3 separate regions of the Homo sapiens genome follow, and all the other regions are linked to region 1. The links are chromatin loops, found by intact Hi-C in ENCODE. Cell type or tissue: heart left ventricle. All regions are shown on one strand. Region 1 has its middle 14 kb from the start of FKBP9. Region 2 has its middle 45 kb from the start of KBTBD2. Region 3 has its middle 43 kb from the start of LINC00997.

Region 1 (4,000 bases):
GATGAAATCCGTGAATATAAAAATCCAAGAAGTTCAACAAATTCCAATTAAGATGAACTCAAAGAGATTCACAACAAGACACATTATAGTCAAACTTTTGAAAGACAAAGACAAAGAGAGTATCTTTAAAGCAGCAAGAGAAGCAACTCATCTGACAAGGGATCCATAATTAGATTATGTGCAGATTTCTCATCAGAGACTTTAGAGGCCAGAAGGCACATGGCTAATATATTCAAATTGCTAAAAGGAAAAACCATCAATCATATGTCCTATATCGAGCAAGACTGTCCTTCAAAAATTAGGGACAAATTGAGACATTTCAAGATAAACAAAAGCCAAAGAAGTTTATTACCATTAGACAAGCCCTGAAAGAAATGTTCAAGGGAGTTCCACAGGCTGAAATAAAAGAACACTAGGCTAGGCACCGTGGCTCATGCTTGTATTCCCAGCACTTTGGAAGGCCGAGGCAGGTGGATCACTTGAGGTCAGGAGTTTGAGAACAGCCTGGCCAACATGGTGAAACCCCGTCTCTACTAAAAACACAAAAATTAGCTGGGCGTGGTGGCATATGCCTGTAATTCCAGCTATTTGGGAGGCTGAGGCACAAGAATCGCTTGAACCCTGGGGGCGGAGGTTGCAGTGAGCCAAGATTGAGCCACTGCATTCCAACCTGGGTGACAGAGTGAGATTTTCTTGGAAAAATGAGACAAAAATAAATTTAAAAAAAGAAGAAATAAAAGAACACTAGACAGTAAGCAGAAGCTATATGAAGAAATAAGGATCTCAATAAAGATAAATAGTCGGGTAATTATAAAACCTAGTATTGTAACAATGGTTTGTAACTGTAGTTATTGCCTTTTTTTTCTTTCTTTCTTTTGTTTTTTAGATGGAGTTTCACTCTTGTTGCTCAGGCTGGAGTGCAATGACGCAATCTTGGCTCACTGCAACCTCCGCCTCCCGAGTTCAAGCGATTCTCCTACCTCAGCCTCCCGAGTGGCTGGGAATTACAGGCATGTGCCACTACGCCCGGCTAATTTTTTGCATTTTTAGTGGAGATGGGGTTTCTCCATGTTGGTCAGGCTGGTCTCGAACTCCTGACCTCAGGTGATCTGCCCGCCTCAGCCTCCCAAAGTGCTGGGATTACAGGCATGAGCCACTTTAGCAAGTCTCTAAAAATAAATAAAAAATAAAATTTACCACCAAAGAAAAGCTCTGGACCTAATTGCTTCACTGGTGAATTCTACCAAACATTTAAAGAACTAACACCAGTTTGGCCGAGTGCAGTGGCTCATGCCTGTAATCCCAGCACTTTGGGAGGCTGAGGCAGGCGGATCACAAGGTCAGGAGATCGAGACCATGGTGAATCCCGTCTCTACTAAAAATACAAAAAATTGGCTGGGTGCAGTGGCGGGCGCCTGTGGTCTCAGCTACTTGGGAGGCTGAGGCAAGAGAATGGCGTGAACCCCGGGGGGCAGAGCTTGCAGTGAGCCGAGATCACGCCACTGCACTCCAGCCTGGGCAACAGAGCAAGACTCTGTCTTAAAAAAAAAAAAAAAAAAAAGAACTAACACCAATTCTTTTCAATCATTTCCAAAAAAATTAAAGAGAAAGGAAAACTTCCTATCTCATATTGAGGCTAGCATTACCCTGATACAAAGCCAGACAAAGACATTATAAGAAAACTACACCCCCAAATCACTTATCAACATTAATGCAAAAATTCTCAACAAAATGGTAGGAAAACAGGTTGAATACCTTATTAACAGGGTAATGCACTATGACCAAATGGAATTGATTCCTGGAATACAAGGATGGTTCAACACACACAAATCAATAAATGTAATATGCCACATTAACCTACTTGCACCTACTTGCTGCAAAACAAGTAAGAGGCCCAGGGTAAGGTGTCCGTTTAGATTCCATATGAATTTTAGGATTGGTTTTCCTATTTCTGTAAAAAAAAAAGTCAGTGGGATTTTGCCAGGGATTGCACTGAATGTGTAGATCACTATAAGGGTGGTAATAACACAAGTTTAAGATTAAAGACATTCTTATTAAGGGTTTAGCTGATTGGTACATAACAAGTGCTGTGTATGGTAGCTTTTATTTTCATCTCCAGAACCTATACCTTGCTAAATACAATATACATTGACTATGTTTTAAGCATGGATCATATGATCTGAAAATTGGAGAATTTATATGCAGAGTATTGCTTTCTTCCAAAAATGGCTGAATCCTATTGCTATGTAATGAGCAGCTCCCGTGGGTCTGGTCACTAGGGATCTACAAACCTGACTTGCACAAGACCCCTTGCCTCGGTCGGGAACCTCAAAGGGGCAGGGAGATGAGTGTGGCCTGGCGGGAACCCTGAAGCTCCTGGAAGCTTCCCCAGGCTCCCAACCAGGGCCCCGCCCCGCCTCGGCTCCAGCCGCCGCCAGCGGGCGCTCCCCGCCCACCGGCGGCTGGGCTCTGGGGCTCTGCGCACTGACTTGGGGCCGGCCGCGGGCAGGCGGGCATCTGGCGGCCGAGGCCGGGACTTCGGGGCCCCTCCCGGGCGAGTCGCGGGGCGGCGGCGGGAAGGGGCGCCGCACGGAGGAAGTGCCCTCTTGGCCGCAGCCAGAGCCGCGCCGCAGGTGCCGCGATGTCGTCCTGGCCGGGGCGCGAGGATGCGAGGGCTGGGGGCGCGTGGTGGCCGCGGGAGCCGCTGGATCAGGAACTGCAGCGGGCCCGGGAGCAGAAGCGGCGGCGGCACGACGCCCAGCAGCTGCAGCAGCTCAAGCGCCTGGAGTCCTTGTGAGTCTCGAGCAGCCGTCTGGGCCGCAGTCCGCGCGCCGCCCGTTTTCTGGGAACAGGGGCGCCCGGCGCCGTGTTGGGCGCTGGGCTGGGTCCTCCAAGCCCCCAGGACCCAGGCAGGGGTGCGGGCCTGTGAGGAACCTAGTGCCTGCGACGGGACTTCTAGTCCTCACTGGGTGGGGAGCGAGGCCCGCCCGGCCACGGAGGGGCCCTGGAGGCCGCGGCGCGGGTGGGCGGGGGCCTCGGCCCGGGGAGGCGGCAGCGGCTTGCGCTCCTCGCCCCCGCTTTGGTGTGGGCGTCGCCTCTTTTGGGGAAGCCAAGAGTTATTGGCGCTTGCTCGGCATTTGTGGACCGAACAGGCAAGTTCAACCGAGCACGCTGCCCCCGCGCTCCACCTCTGAGTTCCCTGGGCCACTGCGACATGGAGAAACCCCGTTCTTTTCATCCTCTGCTACGGAGAAGGGACGAGGACACGGGTCCTGCAGTGTTGGTGTGGCGAGGCCCGGAAGAAGAGAGAATGGGCGGCGGGGACTGGCCACGGCGCTGCTAGGTAGAACAGAGGCGGACTTGTTTTCTCCGGGTTGGAGGGAATTTTGTTGTTGTTTTTTTTATTTTTTACCAGGGTTCAGGGTGGGCATTCAGGGAGCCAGCTGCCGTTTGGCACCACGCGGAATTCGGGCCCTGACTTGGGAGGCCTTGCGCTCCCGTGGCTCCAGTTCAAGGAGGGTCCAGATGACCCGGGAGAGTGTGGTGTAAAGAAGATTCAAAGGTGGGGGAGGGAGATATGGCTTCCCCCTACGCTTCTAGGTTCTTTAGCTGGGCCACAGATTAAATTGTCATAAGACAGATTAACAAGAGAAAAACTATTTTTACATACCCATGCACTGGAGGGCCACAAAAGTGGGAGACTGAAAGAAGGGCCAGGGAATAGGAGCATGGGCCTTTTGGGGCGTGGTGGAGACAAATTATGGAAGGGTCAAAATGTATGATGAATAAAGGTTGCTTTGTTAGGCTCCCAGGTGATAAAAGCTGTCTCCAGGCAGCTCTCTTTCTGATACAGATACGTTTACTCATGGAAATTTCCTTTAAAGATGTAAATTTCTCTTTACAAAAGGGGAGCAGTTGCCGGCGAGGTGAAGTTTTCCTGTGTTGGCTGGTTCTGTTTCTTTTAGCTCAGAGTCATCAGTATGTCAGGGTGGCATATTTT
Region 2 (4,000 bases), 97 kb after region 1:
TAGGTGCCATGATTAGAAATAATGTAGAAATTAATAATCACAATTAATAAAGTGTACATGACAGACGCTTGCCATTCCTACTTTGACTGGGTGGAGATGTGGAAATCTTGTTATTCAGAGGTGAAGTAGGGAGGGCAAGTTCTAAAATGTTAGCCCTAGGGCACTAGAATCACTGGGGATTAAAAAAAATTCTAAATCTCAGGCCACACATCTCTAGGGGTGGGAAAAAGGCTTCAGGATTTTTTGAAGCTCCCCAAGTAATTTTAATGTGCAGATAAGTTTGAGAATTACTGCCATATAAGTCTGTTCAAAAAGGTCAAATTTGTTACCTATGTAAAGGGCTCAAGGGATTACCAAATTGTACTCTTCTGGGAAGAGAATTTTCCAGAGCAAGAGCGAGGCCTCCGAATCTGAAGTCTGTTCACTAAGCGGATACCAGAGTGAAGACTTGAGGAGCCTGGCCAAAGAGCAGGATATCAGCAGCAGGGGGCAGAGCCAGAGGTGGCCTGCAGGCATCTTTCTTTCCCAGTTTTCATGACATTATGCCAAATCTACTTAGCAGTGGCCATTTCGTATTTTCATTTCTATTTTTTCAGAAATGCATAAGGACTAAGGGTATCAGAGTAATCAGCATAACAACCAAACGAGCTGAAGTCTGCAAAATTCAACTCCCCCCGCCAAGATATTAAATTTGCCTACAGGAAAAAGGCCCACCAGATACTTAAAAAAATCAACGAAATGATATTATGCTGCATTTAAAAGAACATGCCTATGAAGCAGAATACCATGTAGTGCTACCATTTATTTGAAAGTCATTTTGACAACACTGTGCATACTTATTTAGAGTTTTGGGTTAAAGATAACTGAGTATAGAAAACTATAGAAAACATTGCTTTGAAAGTGGATCCAGTATCAATGTTATCCTAATCTCTTTGAAAAAAAGGAAAACTATCTCTTAATTACACTACAATCAAATCGAGTCTTCAATTCTTATATATTCATTCAGAATTTTAAAATCTCTCTCACGGGAGGAAATGTAAAAGGAAAGTTTTCAAGACCTTTTTGTACCTTAATATCCTTTTCAATTTCTAATGTAAAATGTATTCGTCCTGATAACGATGCTGTGAAATAAAGACCAATTCAGGAATGTAATGAAGTTTAAAAGTAGCTCCTCTTTTTCTGCATTGAGAACAATTTTGTTGATTCAAATTAGAAACTTCTAGTTGGGGGCAGGAGAAAAAGGAGGAAGAAGAAAGAAGCAAGCAATCTGTGACCTAGCGCTGATTATTGGCTGACTTCTAATAAAGGAAGAAGATTCGGATTTGTGGTGCCAAAACAAAAGTAATAAAGTGGAAAATGAATTTTTGCAATCCCCACACATCATTGAATTTATGTATTGTCTTCTAGACAAAGTAATCCTACAAAAGGAAGTTCTATTTCAAGGATTTTCACTCCTTTTCCATCTCTGAACTGAAAAGAAACGAGGTGCAGTTTGCAGCTTCAAAATATGTAAATAATCTATAATTCATATCAGTGTTCCGATTAAAAATTTCCTAATCTGTTCTTTGCTCCTTGCAAGTTTCATTGAAGCAGTGCCCCCTAACAGGCAAAGAAGGTACGTGGTAAAATTCAGCTCCTGGTAGAGTGTCCATCAACCAGCTCTGGTGGGATTGCTGTGAGGAATGGAGCGCCCCCTGGAGGCCAGTCATCCAGCCAGTCTGTACCCACCGATTAGAGCAGAGGCTCTCAAGTATCGTCCCTGGACGAACAGCCTCAACACCACCTGAGAACTGTTAAGAAATCCAAGTTCTGGGGCCCCACCATAGGCCAACTGAAACAGAAACCTCTGTGGTGGGGCCCAGCAATCTACAGGCCTTCCAGGTGATGCTGATGCCTGCTAATTAAAAGAGGAGCTACTTTTAAACTGTATTAGAACACCTCATTCCCCAAAGATGTCAGAATCAAGGTGTCATTGTGTTAAGAAAGTAATTACACAGGAATGAAGAGAGCTGAAATGTCTTTCCTACATAGAGAAAGAACCAAGAAGTTGATGTTTGTATCAAGTAAAAACATTGAGCTACAATTTAGAAAATGTTGATACCAACGTATTTTTTAAATACATTAAAGCAGCTTTTAGCAACCCTTTAATTATTCCCAATATATAGTTTGAATGAATTACTGTGTCCCTTGATGAAAAGGATAAAGGAATGTAAGTGACTCTACCATAAATACAGGAAAAGTTCGGATAATCTCAGTGCCTACCACTACCAACAACAAGACCAGAGTCTACCCCCACTGTTATGATCCCTCCCTCTCTTCTCAGGACTGCCATCTGACTCAAACCAGTTCATGGCTATCTGACTACAAAACGAGGCCGAACTTGATCACAGTCAAGGTGGAAATGAAAATAACAATCAAGAAAAACATTTCCCTCATTTTTCATGATTTTTTTATTTAACATATATAGTACATGTAAACAACTGGCACAAAATTCATAAAAATACAATACTCCTATGCAATATCACTTTATTCCTGATATATACTTTCATTTTCTCATTAATATCACTGGCCTATTTTAACACTATAGTTTTTTTGCCAAGCATTTTTAGAGGCTTATCTTTTTAAAGAAATACGGCCCCAACTTTGTTTTCTAAAATGTCATAGCAATAGCTATTTTGATCGCCTCTTTGCCCATCCTTACTTTCCTCACACTAAAGCAAAAATATTTTTAAATGCTAAAAATATGCAAAATACTGAGCTTTAATGCTGTTTTGTCACACCTATGGAACCTGCTATCACTCTGCATTGCCATCAAAGGTGTGGATGCTCCACAGCACTGGTGCTGTGAGCTGTGGCCACGGCTGCATAGCAGGGACCTTCAGGCCTCTGCTCCAAACTGGCTCTCCTAATATATAGTCACATTTTGCTGGGGGTTACATTCATAAACCCTGCTACAAGAGGATCCTTCTGGAAAAAGCTAATTTATACTACTTGTAATGGTTCCCAGCAAATGAAGCAGTTATAATAGTATTTTTAATGCTTTTTTCCTGTACAGAATTTCTACTTATTACATGTGAACTTATTTGGAAGGAAATTACTGGGGGTGAGAAAAATATAAAATAAATGTAAAAATATAATTTTTAAAAATTGTAGCTGCTGGATGTACACAATCAGCCACACTCAGGTGAGCAACAATCACAGATAAGCAGCGCGCACCTCCCTCTCCCTGCTCATGTCGACTCCCATCCTCAGCCTCAAGTGTCACTGCCCATTTTCCTGGACTGTTGTGCATCATCGCTCAAATGTTGCTTTTAATCCACAAATCACGGGCTGCTTTCCTATTTTCTAAAACTAGCAAAAGCCTAAGAAATAAAAATAGTCAACCAGCAAATGAGAAACAGTGGTCACAAATCTGAAGAACGCTGCCAGAGTCCCTCTCCTGGGCCGCCTCCAGGGAAGGAGCATCCCTAGGAGCTGCGGCTCTGGGCACTGGGGCAGGACTGGGGGGCGCTGCTTCTCTGAGGGCACACTCCTCAGCCTTTGCAGCTGACTCATGTCAGCAAGCTGCTGCTTCCTCGAGACCAGGCCTGCCCTTGGGCTCTGGTAAGAAGGTAGAAAGGGAACAGCGGCTTCCAGGAATGGGCACCAGAAACCATGCCTGAGGACTAAGGTCTGAAGGACAATCCACAATGAGGTTAATCTGCCTGTGGTTAAGAAAGAGAAGCTGTATAATTAAATGTGTAGTCAGTCAGCCATAGTCATGGTTTGCTTAGAATTTAAAACCCTAAAACCTTTTCTCAGAGCTACGAGGTTTCATCGTTTTGAAGAATCTCATTTCACACAAATTAACTTCTAGGAAACAAAAATTCATACAAGGAATTCAAAGAAGGTGTAGAAATTTCTCAAAATAAAAATAAATAGGAAGAAGAAAACTAAAGAGGAGGACGAAATATACTCATTCCTCATACTGAAATGATGATTTTTAGAACCAAAATTATAA
Region 3 (4,000 bases), 140 kb after region 1:
GGGAAGCAAAGCATAGGTTTGGAAAATTCACAGGAAGCAGAAATTTGGAAAATTTGCAGCCTGACCATATGGAAGAAAAGAAAAACCCATTTTCTGGGGAGGAACTCAAGTGAGCTGCTGAAGTTTGCACAAGTAACAAGCAGTCAACTGTTAATAGCCAAGACAATGGGGAAAATGTCTCCAGGGCATATCAAAGACCTTCATGGAAGCCGTTTTCATCACAGGCCTGGAGGCCTAGGAGGGAAAAATGGTTTCATGGGCCAGGCCCAGGGCCCCACTGCTCTGTGCAGCTTCAGGACTTGGTGCCTTGTTTCCCGCCTGCTCTAGCTTGAGCTGTGGCTAAAAGGGGCCAAGCTAAAGCTTAGATTGTTGCTTCAGAGGGTGTAAGCCCCATGATTTGGAAGCTTCTATGTGGTGTTGGGCCTGTGGGTGTGAAGACAAGAGATGAGCTTTGGGAACTTCTGCCTAGATTTCAGAGGGTGTATGGAAATACCTGGATGTCCAGGCAGAAGTCTGCTGCAGAGGCAGAGCCCTCATGGAGAACCTCTCCTAAGGCAGTGTGGAAGGCAAATGTGGGGCTGGAGCCCCCATACAGACTCCCCACTGGGGCACTGTCTAGTGGAGCTGAGAAGAGGGCCACTGTCGTTCAGACCCCAGAATGGTAGTTTGCACCATGAACCTGGAAAAGCCACTCAACATCAGCCCATGAGAACAGCTGCAGGGCTGTACTCTGCAGAGCCACAGGGGCAGGGCTGCCCAAGGCCATGGGAGCCCACCCCTTGCATCAGCATGCCCTCGATGTGAGACATGAAGTCAAAGGATATTTTGGAGCTTGAAGATTTAATGAGTGCCCTATTGGGTTTCGGATGTGCATGGGGCCTGTGGCCCCTTTGTTTTAGCCAGTTTGACCAATTTGGAATGGGAACATTTACCTAATGCCTTTACCCCCATTGAATCTTGGAAGTAACTAACTTATTGATTTTACAGGTTCATAGGTGGAAGGGACTTGCCTTGTCTAAGATGAGACTTTGAACTTGGACTTTTGAGTTAATGGTGGAATGAGTAAGACTTTGGGAGACTGTTGAGAAGGTATAATTGATTTTGAAATGTGAAAAGGTTGTCAGATTTGGGAGGGGCCAGGGCAGAATGATATGGTTTGGCTCTGTGTCCCCACCCAAATCTCATCTCAAATTGTAATCCCCATGTGTCAAGGAAGGGAACTGGGAGATGATTGGATCATGGGGGTTGTTTCTCCTATGTTGTCCTCATGATAGTGAGGGAGTTTGCCTGAGATCTAATGGTTTTAAAGTATGACAGTTCCACTTCACTCTCTCTCCCTTTCTCCTGCCACCATGTAAGATGTGCCTTGCTTCTCTTTCATCTTCTGCCATGATTGTAAGTTTCCTGAGGCCTCCCAGCCATTCAGAACTGTGAATCAAGCTTCTTTTGTTTATAAATTACCTAGTCTCTTGTAGTATCTTTATAGCAGTGTGAGAACAGACTAATACATTATTCTATGAACTTATATATCTACAATTGTTCAAGCACCATTTTTGAAAAGACTATCCTCTCCCTGTTGAATACTTTTATTAAAAATATTGACTATATGTAGGGTCCAGCCCCACGGGGTCTGTGGGTTTTTCTCCCCGTGTGCAGAGATGAGAGATTGTAGAAATAAAGACACAAAACAAAGAGATAAAAGAAAGGACAGCTGGGCCCGGGGGACCACTACCACCAAGAGGCGGAGACCAGTAGTGGCCCCAAATGCCAGGCTGCGCTGATATTTATTGGATACAAGACAAAGGGGCAGGGTAAGGAGTGTGAGCCATCTCCAATGATAGGGAAGGTCATGTGGGTCACATGTCCACTGGACAGGGGACCCTTCCCTGCCTGGCAGCCGAAGAGGCAGAGAGAGAGAGAGAGAGAGAGAGACAGCTTATGCCACTATTTCTGCATATCAGACACTTTTAGCACTTTCACTAATTTTGCTACTGTTATCTAAAAGGCAGAGCCAGGTGTACAGGATGGAACATGAAAGTGGACTAAGGAGCATGACCACTGAAGCACAGCATCACAGGGAGATGGTTAGGCCTCCAGATAACTGCTGGTGGGCCTGACATCAGTCAGGCCCTCCACAAGAGGTGGAGGATTAGAGCCTTCTCTAAACTCTCCTGGGGAAAGGGAGACTCCCTTTCCTGGTCTGCTAAGTAGCTAGTGTTTTAACTTGACACTGACGCTACTGCTAGACCACGGTCTGCTTGGCAACAGGTGTCTTCCCAGACGCTGGCGTTACTGCTAGACCAAGGAGCCCTCTGGTGGCCCTGTCCGGGCATAACAGAGGCTCGCACTCTTGTCTTCTGGTCACTTCTCACTATGTCCCCTCAGCTCCTATCTCTGTATGGCCTGGTTTTTCCTAGGTTATGATTATAAAGCGAGGATTATTATAATATTGGAATAAAGAGTAATTGCTACAAACTAATGATTAATGATATTCATATATAATCATGTCTATGATCTAGATCTAGTATAACTCTTGTTGTTTTATATATTTTATTATATTGGAGCGGCTCGTGCCCTCGGTCTCTTGCCTTGGCATCTAGGTGGCTTGACACCCACAACTATACAGGCCAGGCGCTGTGGTTCACGTCTGTAATCCCAGCACTTTGGGAGGCAGAGGCAGGCGGATCACTTGTGGTCAGGAGTTTGAGACCAGCCCAGCCAACATGGTGAAACCCTGTCTCTACTAAAAATACAAAAATTAGCTGGGTGTTCACACTTGTAATCCCAGCTACTTGGGGGACTGAGGCAGGAGAATCACTTGAACCTGGGAGGCAGAGGATTCAGTGAGCCAAGATCACACCACTGGACTCCAGCCTGTGCAGCAGAGCAAGACTCCATCTCAAAAAAAAAAAAAAAAAAAAAAAAAAAAAAAATATATATATATATATATATATATATATATATATATATATATGGACTATACATGTGTATGTGAGGATCTTTCTGGATTCAATTATATCCCATTGATCTATGTCTATCCTTATGCAGTACCATGTTATCTTTATTATAATAAAATTTTGAAATAGTTTAGAGTAAGTCTCCTTTGTTCTTTTTGTAAAAATTGTTTTGACTATTGTAGGACCTTTGCTTTTCCACATAAACGTTATAATCAGCCCATCCATTTCTGCAAAAAAAGGAAAAAAAACATAGTGGTGGTTTGATAACAATTGCATTGAATCTGCAGACCAATTTGGAGAGAATTACCAACTTACCAATATCAACTCCTCCAAACTATGAACATGGTATATTTCTCTCTTCAGATCTTTTTAAATCTCTCTCAGCAATGTTATATAGTGTACAGTTCTTATACATCTCTTGTTGAATTTATTGCTAAATGGTTTTCTTTAATGACACTGTTAATTTTTTTATGGCTGGGCACAGTAACATAATCCCAGCCCTTTGGGAGATCAAAGTGGGCAAATTGCTTGAGCCCAGGAGTTTGAGACCAGCCTGGGCAACATGACAAAACCCCATCTCTACAAAAAATATGAAAATTAGCCGGGCATGGTAGCTTGTGCCTGCAGTCTCAGGTACTCAGGAGGCTGCAGTGGGAGGACTGATTGAGACTGGGAGGTTGAGGCTGCAGTTAACCATGATGGCACCACTGCACTCCAGCTTGGGTGACAGAGTGAGACCTTACCTCAAAAAAAAAATGTTTTTTAATAGTTGATAGTACATACAATGCAGTTGTTTATTGACTTTTTTTTTTTTTTTCAGAGATGAGGTCTTGCTCTGTTGCCCAGGCTAGCCTTGAACTACAGGGCTTAAGTGACCCTCCCACGTCAGCCACCTCAGTAGCTGGGACTGCAGGCATGAGCCACCAAGCTTGGCTTATATTGGTCTTTATCTTGTAATCCGGCTACGTTATTATTTCTAGAGTTTTTGTTTTGTTTTTTGAGACTCCTTCAAAGCCATATGCCTTTTCATTTTTCCTTAAACT

What was found. A loop is a pair of places that touch in the nucleus more often than their neighbours do. Peaks named below come from ENCODE experiments on the same cell type or tissue, not always from the same donor. Only the 100,000 strongest peaks of a DNase experiment are listed, where the experiment ranks them.
Region 2: a loop joins it to region 1, with 10 times the contacts of the local background. A loop is called at or near these places in 60 of 110 quality-filtered maps.
Region 3: a loop joins it to region 1, with 10 times the contacts of the local background. A loop is called at or near these places in 37 of 110 quality-filtered maps.

Annotation. Positions count from the first base shown.
Region 1 is chr7:32,941,663-32,945,662 of GRCh38, reverse strand. It overlaps the pseudogene RP9P. Among named protein-coding and RNA genes, the nearest start is that of FKBP9, 14 kb to the left of the region's middle. RefSeq lists silencers at 2,342-2,751, 2,942-3,101 and an enhancer at 3,751-4,000. In heart left ventricle, a CTCF peak has its summit at 2,420 (motif pointing right); DNase peaks (open chromatin) are centred at 2,472, 2,742 and 3,082; H3K4me3 peaks cover 1,879 bases; H3K27ac peaks cover 1,796 bases.
Region 2 is chr7:32,844,494-32,848,493 of GRCh38, reverse strand. No RefSeq gene overlaps it. Among named protein-coding and RNA genes, the nearest start is that of KBTBD2, 45 kb to the left of the region's middle. RefSeq lists enhancers at 3,004-3,503, 3,504-4,000. In heart left ventricle, a CTCF peak has its summit at 1,670 (motif pointing left); a DNase peak (open chromatin) is centred at 1,703.
Region 3 is chr7:32,798,952-32,802,951 of GRCh38, reverse strand. No RefSeq gene overlaps it. Among named protein-coding and RNA genes, the nearest start is that of LINC00997, 43 kb to the right of the region's middle. In heart left ventricle, a CTCF peak has its summit at 2,322 (motif pointing left); a DNase peak (open chromatin) is centred at 2,301.